2 separate regions of the Mus musculus genome follow, and region 1 is linked to region 2. A link is a loop called in an ENCODE intact Hi-C map of the cell type or tissue named here. Cell type or tissue: gastrocnemius. All regions are shown on one strand.

Evidence for each region. A loop is a pair of places that touch in the nucleus more often than their neighbours do. Peaks named below come from ENCODE experiments on the same cell type or tissue, not always from the same donor. Only the 100,000 strongest peaks of a DNase experiment are listed, where the experiment ranks them.
Region 1: it touches region 2 in a loop (2.4-fold over the local background); 3 of 42 quality-filtered maps call a loop at or near these places.

The regions. Positions count from the first base shown.
Region 1 is chr13:4,774,557-4,778,556 of GRCm38, reverse strand. No RefSeq gene overlaps it. Among named protein-coding and RNA genes, the nearest start is that of Gm40658, 51 kb to the right of the region's middle. In gastrocnemius, a CTCF peak has its summit at 1,527 (motif pointing left); a DNase peak (open chromatin) is centred at 1,515; H3K27ac peaks cover 355 bases.
Region 2 is chr13:4,940,402-4,944,401 of GRCm38, reverse strand. No RefSeq gene overlaps it. Among named protein-coding and RNA genes, the nearest start is that of Gm40658, 220 kb to the right of the region's middle. In gastrocnemius, a CTCF peak has its summit at 1,742 (motif pointing left); a DNase peak (open chromatin) is centred at 1,742; H3K4me3 peaks cover 792 bases; H3K27ac peaks cover 1,023 bases.

The sequences.
Region 1 (4,000 bases), 170 kb after region 2:
AGTGACTCTGACTCAGTAGGTAAGGACATCTGTAGTAGTGACTCTGACTCAGTAGGTAAGGACATCTGTAGTAGTGACTCTGACTCAGTAGGTAAGGACATGTGTAGTAGTGACTCTGACTCAGTAGGTAAGGACATCTGTAGTAGTGACTCATTTTACTTTTCATCTGCCAAAAGGTCGTCCTAAATCCTTGGGATAAATTCAATCTTAAGAGAATTACATTTACTTTTTTGAAATTACTTTGCCTAATAATTGTATAAAAGGTTTGTGAGCCATTAATGGACCACGTGAAGGCAAAGCTTAGCCTTCTGCTCATAATGAAAATGAAATACTATATTGGAATACCAGACAATAGATACCTCTAGGGTTTATATTCCTGACTCAGTTTCTCTTAATGTCACAGGACTTATGGGGGACATGCCACTTTACAGGCATTGTTTTCCCAGAATATCTTTTGTGGTTACAGGGAAAGCTTCACTGAGTCTGTTTTGCTTATACTTTCTATATAAGTACCAGAACATTCCAAACACTTATGAAGAGTACACAGAACTGATGTAATTATGGAGTATTTTGGGCACTCTGAAAGTGCATCTTTCTATGTTTTGGAATGGTGTATATAAACAACTGAAAAATATTTTGAGGAAATAAAACAAAGGAAATTTAAAAGAAAAAAATCTCAAAGATGGAAATTTTAAGGCATAAAAGATGCCACTTGCATGCATCCAAGATGAATTTTTGGATATGATGAGAGTTGAAAACATCTTCATTTCTTGAATTAAGACCATTTTTGTTTGTTTGCATTTTATTTGTTTGTTCATTTATTGTTTGGCAAAGAAAGATAGTGGCAAAATAGGATACAATGCTAGTTTGCAATGAACTTCCTCCTGATGTCCCAGGAGGTGCCCAAAAATGGGAGAATGATCCTTCTCCTTTCTGGTAGCCTGTGACCATTACAATACTTATTCCTCTTGGGTAGTACTCCACTGGAGTACACTGTATGGGGTACACTGTATGCTGAACTTTATCTGTTCACTAGTGACATTTATGAAAGGTATAATTCAGGGATAGGATAGGCTCTACTCAGAGTGTTTCAAATTAATCCATATTTTTAAATAATATATGTATATAATGTGTAGAAAATTGGTTTATAGAATCTAGTTTATATACTATATCAATGTACACACTGAATTATATTTTATCCACGTATTTAGCCAAATGTATGTATTCAAATAAACCAGTCATATCAGAAAGTCCACTATTTGCTGATGGAAATTTAAGTAACCCATTTTTGGTTTTTCTGTTCTTAGAACTATTGGCTTCTCCGAATTATATTCAGTGATTTTGATTTTGACAACAGACTATGGTAAAAATTATGTTTGAGAAACAAGAAAGGAAGTAATAAAAAAAAATCTTCTTTGAATAGTACATGGCTAAGTTCACACAATCGCCTACCTCCATTTCAGAGAAGAAAGGAACACTGCAGCTATGACCAATGTTGAGCAGACACCGCTGCCCCCTTCTGTCCATTTTCTGTAAGGAACCAATGATTCCTGGCCTTTTGTTGCACGAAACTTCTGAGGGAACTGATTTTGAAATTACAAACATGTGAGCCTCATCCTTAGAACATCTGAGGCTCAGCTGAAAAGCAAAGGATCCTTGGAAACATAGAATTAAGATATACATTTTTCATGTTGGTCTTATTAGTGTAATATAATCAGAATAAAAACATGGGCTTCATTTTTTTTTGGCTTCATTCTTAATAACACAATCAGAAATGGATACATTTTCTTTTGGGTTTAGAAAATTCTATTAGAAAGCTGTCAAGCTGACTCAGTAGGTAGAGACATCTGTCTGCATGCCTGACTTCAGCTCCATCCCTGGGACCCGTGCCATGGAAGAGAAGAAACAACTTCTGCAGTGCACATGTGCCTACATACATGATTACACACACACACACACAAACACACACGTTTATATATATATATATATGTATATATATATATATATATGTAATAAAATATAAACAAATAATATTTATATAATAAATAATACGCAGATGATAGATAGATAGGTAGACAGACAGACAGACAGACAGACAGATAGATAGATAGATAGACAGACAGACAGACAGATAGATAGACAGACAGATAGATAGATAGATAAAATATAACTTTAAAGGCATATAAGGGCTGGGAAAATGGCTCAGTGGATTACATGCTTATTGTGCAGGGAAATGAGCTGAATATGGTTCCTGACAACCCACATAAAGCGTCAGCTGTGTGCCTGTAATCTCAGTCAGGAAGGACTGTGACTTGCCTTCCACTAGTCAAACAGTAAGATAGGGTCTGTTAAGGACTTTGCCTCAAAGTATAAGGGAGAGACAATGTCACCCAACATGGAATTCTGGTCTCCGTGTGCACAGACAAATGTATCCATCATAAACATACATACGCTCATACATTATCAATATCTGTAAGTATATAGTATAGTGTACCTTGAAAGAGTGAATATAGTAAAATAACAGCTATTAATATAGTATTATATCTCTATATGTATTCATTATAGTCTAGTAATAGTAATCCAAACTAACACATTAATACACATACTATGTAAAATATTTAATATACATTGTAATATGCATATGTAGGCATACTTACATATCAGTGTAAATGTAGTTGTGCATGTGTCTTTGTAGTTTAAAGGCTATAGCATACAATGCAGTTTATGTATATATCATATATAATATACATACATATACAGTAATATACACCAAGTATACACATACACATTTGCATGCATTGTTCACTAACATCTGCATTTAGTGCTGTAATTTGTAAGAGCGTTATCTCAATTTGAAGTTTCAGTTTGTTTTCAAAGTTCACACAAACAAGCTTTTTTATTATTACCAATTATTCCAGTGTTTCCAGAGACAGGTTTGATGCAGCAAAGTCCTTTGATCCACAGACAAGCACAATCTGATTTCAGCCAGAAAAGGCACTGTAGTCAAATTCCTTTCTTACAAGTGATCTGAAAAATTCTATTGAACTCATTTGATATTTTCAGTTGGTGAAAAATGTAGGCACTACGATAGTTTTATGTTACACAAATTAAAAATTTGAATCAACAGTCATAATTTAGAAAATCAATAAAAAGAAAAAAAGGAACAAAATTATTCTGAAACTAATATAATCTTTCCATTTTCCCCAACAGTAAATACAGTATATAGGTCCTTGTCAAGCGTCACTCTTCTGATGAAGGCTTCCTTATGTCTTGAGTTAGACATTCATACACTGACATAAAATGTAGCCTTTCAGTTTCTTTCCCTTCAAAGTCTTAAATCTGGTTTGAAACCCTATGATAATTGTTTTAAAAATTAGGTCACCAATCTGAGAAGTGATTCAGAAATATGTTGGCTTATGGAATGACTAGAAATGTGTAATTTTCAAATATAGCCTTGTGAGGTACTCTTTGCCCGGTATCAGGTATATACAATTCTCAGAATATTTGGAGCTACAGACAGGGTTTCCTGAACCTTTTCTCAGACAGACATGAGGTTGTCTTTGCTTTGCCATGGAATTATGCTATAATTTCCTGAAAATAAATAAATAAATCTCAAGAATCAAATGAGATATATTATGCAAAATAGAAAAACATAATAAAATGCAAAAAGCTTAATGTAGGCATCTGGCATCAAAACATCTCACTCCTCCTGAATTCCAGTAACGGGTTGACTTTTAGTTTCCTTTCCTTTCACGGACAATTAAGTTTTAACCAAGTACATGGCGGAAATGTCAATACTGGGCACAGTTTAACTGGAAGAGTCACCAGTGCTGCCTTTGATTAGATTCTTGTACAGTGCGCCCAGAATAGATATTCAATCTAAAGAGTGATAATATCTTTAATGCACCATTTATTATGGATTAACTAACAATCTGTTTATACTCAGTCATATCAATTGAGATAATCAAGTTCTAAGAGACAGAAAAATTGTGGCTTTTTT
Region 2 (4,000 bases):
CATGGTGAGTGTGTGTGTGTGTATTCCTAAATATAATCGGCTCAGACTATATAGTGCTATTATTAGGTATGTTTTCAGGACTGACTGGCACTGGGCAAGCAATTGGTGTGGTCCTTTCCAGTAGAGCCAGTTCTCAATGTGTCAGCTTTACTAGGTCTTTGTATAGCTTTGAGGCCTGCTGGGCTTTTCACTATGAAGTTTGGCATGTTCCTTGGTGTCATGCTTGTTCAGCTCACTTTTAGGCAGTCATGTTGCTGAGACTTTCTGGGTATAGCTTCTGGTATTACTAAGAGACATAATTTTTAAGCTCAACTGGGAGCACGACTACTACTCTAATAAGCATTGAACATCCAGTTCTCTTTCCAATGATTTTAACTGTCATCATCTGATTGGATAGATAATTTAGGGAAAGCCATTCATTTGGTGTGCCTTTGTATAGTTTTTAAAGCAAAAATAGTTGGAGTCACATCTTTAAAGAATATCGAGAATTTATATCTAAGTGGCAGATGAGTGGAAACCATCTGGACTGCTGTATAAGCACTATAAGATGAAAAGGAAATATTAATATTGGTTTCTTCAAAGGTAAGTGATTTGATCTATGATGTAAAAGGCTTTTTAAGAAGTGGAAAAGATATTCACTCTTTGTTCTTTTGAAACAGAGCAAAGATAGCATTCCTTTTAAGCCTCAATTATTTATGTTCCTGAAATATATGGGAAGAATTATTGGGCAAAGGCTTCACGTTTCTAAAGCAGCTGATTTTGTAGCTGTCAATTGAGTTATGAATGACACCACTTAATATAGAACATGAATAGCAGAAATGGGAAGGAATAAATTTGTTACATTTGTACATGTTAGATAGTTTCCATTGTTAATCTGACCTAAAGTATCATATCCAAACTGTCAAAGCAACAACATTTATATTGAAGAGAGTAATATTAAATATTTTTATTTAGTGTTTAAAAATTATCAACATGTATAGAAAGAATTTTTTTTCATGCCTGTTCCCTAGGGTCTAGCTCCTCCTAGAACCCCCCAAATCTATCTCCCATATAGCTTCACATTTTGTCTAATTTTTAAACAATAACCTGATAAGTCTAATAAATGCTGCCCATATATTCATAGGGGTGGGACTACCTACTGGAGCACAGGAAACCTTTCAGAGGCCAAAGAAAAGTGTTCCTTCCTACCTCAACAGCCACAAACTGCAAAAATATCTGCAGTTCATTTAAGGCACACAATTATCTATTTTCGTTGGCTGTTGCAAAGTGAATAACATGTTCTTAATCGCGTTCTCACGCCCGGCCAGGAAAGACGCAACAAACCAAAATCTTCTGCGGCAAAACTTTATTGCTTACATCTTTGGGAGCCAGGAGGGCAAGCGCCCAGCGCCCAGCCCCAAAAACGAAAGCCCCCTTCTTACATCTTTAGGAGCCAGAGCTCCGGCGCGCGCGCTCTATTGTTTACATCTTTAGGCAGCGAGCGAGCGCAGGGCGCGCAGAGCCAGAGAGATGCCAGCGAGAGAGAATGGCGGAAAACCCCGTCCCCTTTTTTAGGAGCGTTATATTTCGCCTAGGACGCATCACTCCCTGATTGGCTGCAGCCCATGGCCGAGCTGACGTTCACGGGAAAGGTAGAGTACAAGTAGTCATAAAATACCCTTGGCACATGCGCAGATTATTTGTTTACCACTTAGAACACAGGATGTCAGCGCCATCTTGTGACGGCGAATGTGGGGGCGGCTCCCAACAACATGTGCATATTTAAATACTGGAAAGATAGTAAACTCTTCATGAGCAGAACCAAGCCACAGGCAACTTTGCTGAAGGTCTGTGGTGATCTTAACATGGAAATTAGCTTTGCAGTCTGGAAATGGGGGTGAAAATCTAATGGAATCCTCTATGAGCTGTTTCCCTCCAAATTTGCTTTCTTTGTGTCAATTACTCAAAATTGCTTCATGTGTTCAATAATGTCTTCAATTTTACTCTTTTACACCTCAGTGGTGGATGCTCCTAATGTTCATAAATATAAAGGTAAGCAGTAGCAACATGAATAAAAACATTTGACCCATTAGAAAATATTTCAAGATGTGAAGATGGCCAATGTGAGATCTGGTTCATCAGAATATGAATGTGGTAGCATGAGAATCCAGGAAGGCATGAAACCATATGACCACCATCAACCTGAATGATAGCAAGCCCAAGTGAGGCCAAAGATGGTACATGGCTCTCTAATACCCACTTCAGATATGACTGCCTAATTTTGATCTTTGTCTTTATGAAATGCTCTGAAACACAAGTTTGAATATCTTAGTACTATTTCATGAAATAACACCATGGGCTTAGTCTATTTTTCTTAACATTATTTTATTTTTTTGTCTTTTTATTAGACTTGTGCCAAATTATACTTTAGTGTTCCATAGTATCTTCATAAATCCAATCCTTAGGATTGTTCTAGGATGATTTTCTCTTTTACCAATATTTTTAGAAAATAGGTGATGAGTGTATCATTTTGGTCTCTTCTCATGAAATAAAATAATATTCAAATTTTAATAGTCTTTTGAAGTACGGGTCTATTTGATGGGAAAATGACTTAAAAGTATTATTTTCTATGTATTGATCATGGTTCGATTATTTTAAAAGTTAAAGATATAAGTGTTAGTATAAATGTATGCTTCCATTTCTCTGGGTTCAGTGCCTAGGAATAAAGCAGCAAGGCCATGTGACGGGTTCATAGTTAATGTCTAAGAAACCCTAGAATGGCTCACACAATGCACCTGACTTACCAAAAGAAGAGGAGTCCCTGTGCTCCTCATCCCCTGTGGTACTCTTGTAATCGGCAAAAAGCTTCATCTCATTCTCACTTCATTTCTTTTTCTATAATTCTTATATTAAGGAATCCTTAAGAATCCCATAAGTATTCCTTATATATTTGCTAGTCTTCCCATTTTGTTTTTTATTAACATGTTATCAATTTGGTCATGTTTCTGCTGTTTAAAATTATGTCACTTATTCCTAATAAGCTGTAAGCATTGTTTATATGTTCTAGTCATGAATTTATAGTTGGATATATATATGTTTTCTGTGAATTTTCTTTTACTCACTAGCCTATCTTTTCTTTGTCTTTTTCTTTTTTAAAGTGTTAGCTAGGAGTCATTGCCCAAACAAAGAACACAGAACATGAACAAATTACATCAAATTTTGGGGAATGCTTTGAATTTTTCCTTATTACCACTGTCATTTTTTTCTGCTAAAAATCTTCTAGTACCACTCCTAAAGGGACAGTGACGTTTAATTCTATCAGGATCTGTTAGAATGTGGAGTCTGCAGAATGGCCAACTCAGCAATTATTTTCACAGAGTTTTAGGATCACTTAAATGTACTGTAGCACATGCTTGAGTCTCAAAGGTTTAGTTTAAAAAAATTAGTAAAAATAATCCTAAACAGATATTTTTCCTAAATGTTCTAAAAAAATAGAAAAATGTATACTTGGTAATACCTTTAGAATTTACCACATATTACAATTGACTGTCATTTTTATGATAGATATATTGAAGATCCCCGATGCTCTGTGTTTGAAAGTGAAGATATTCACCATAACAACCCCGGATAGCAACACTTCACCATTCAAACATGTCCAGGCTCTGCACAGGCTAAAGAAAAAGTGAAGTTCCATCGTAAGTGAAATCTGTGGAGATCATTGGAACAAACAAAGGGCTGATTTCTGCCTTTAAAATGAAAGCCTTTGGAAGTCAAACATTGACTACATTAAATATAAATGATAGCAACTCATAGATAAATTACATATCTGTAAAATTAATAACTAAGTCTGCCATTTGGCAAACTCTACATTCCAAATACACTCGCTGAAGATCATTCTAAGGGCATAAAATAATAGGAAGGTGATTGAAGTATTTTGTGAGGGGAGCCTTCAGTTTCTATATGTTCTTTGGGCCCTCATGAGGCATCTGGAAATTAAAATTTCAAACAGAAAGCTATGAAA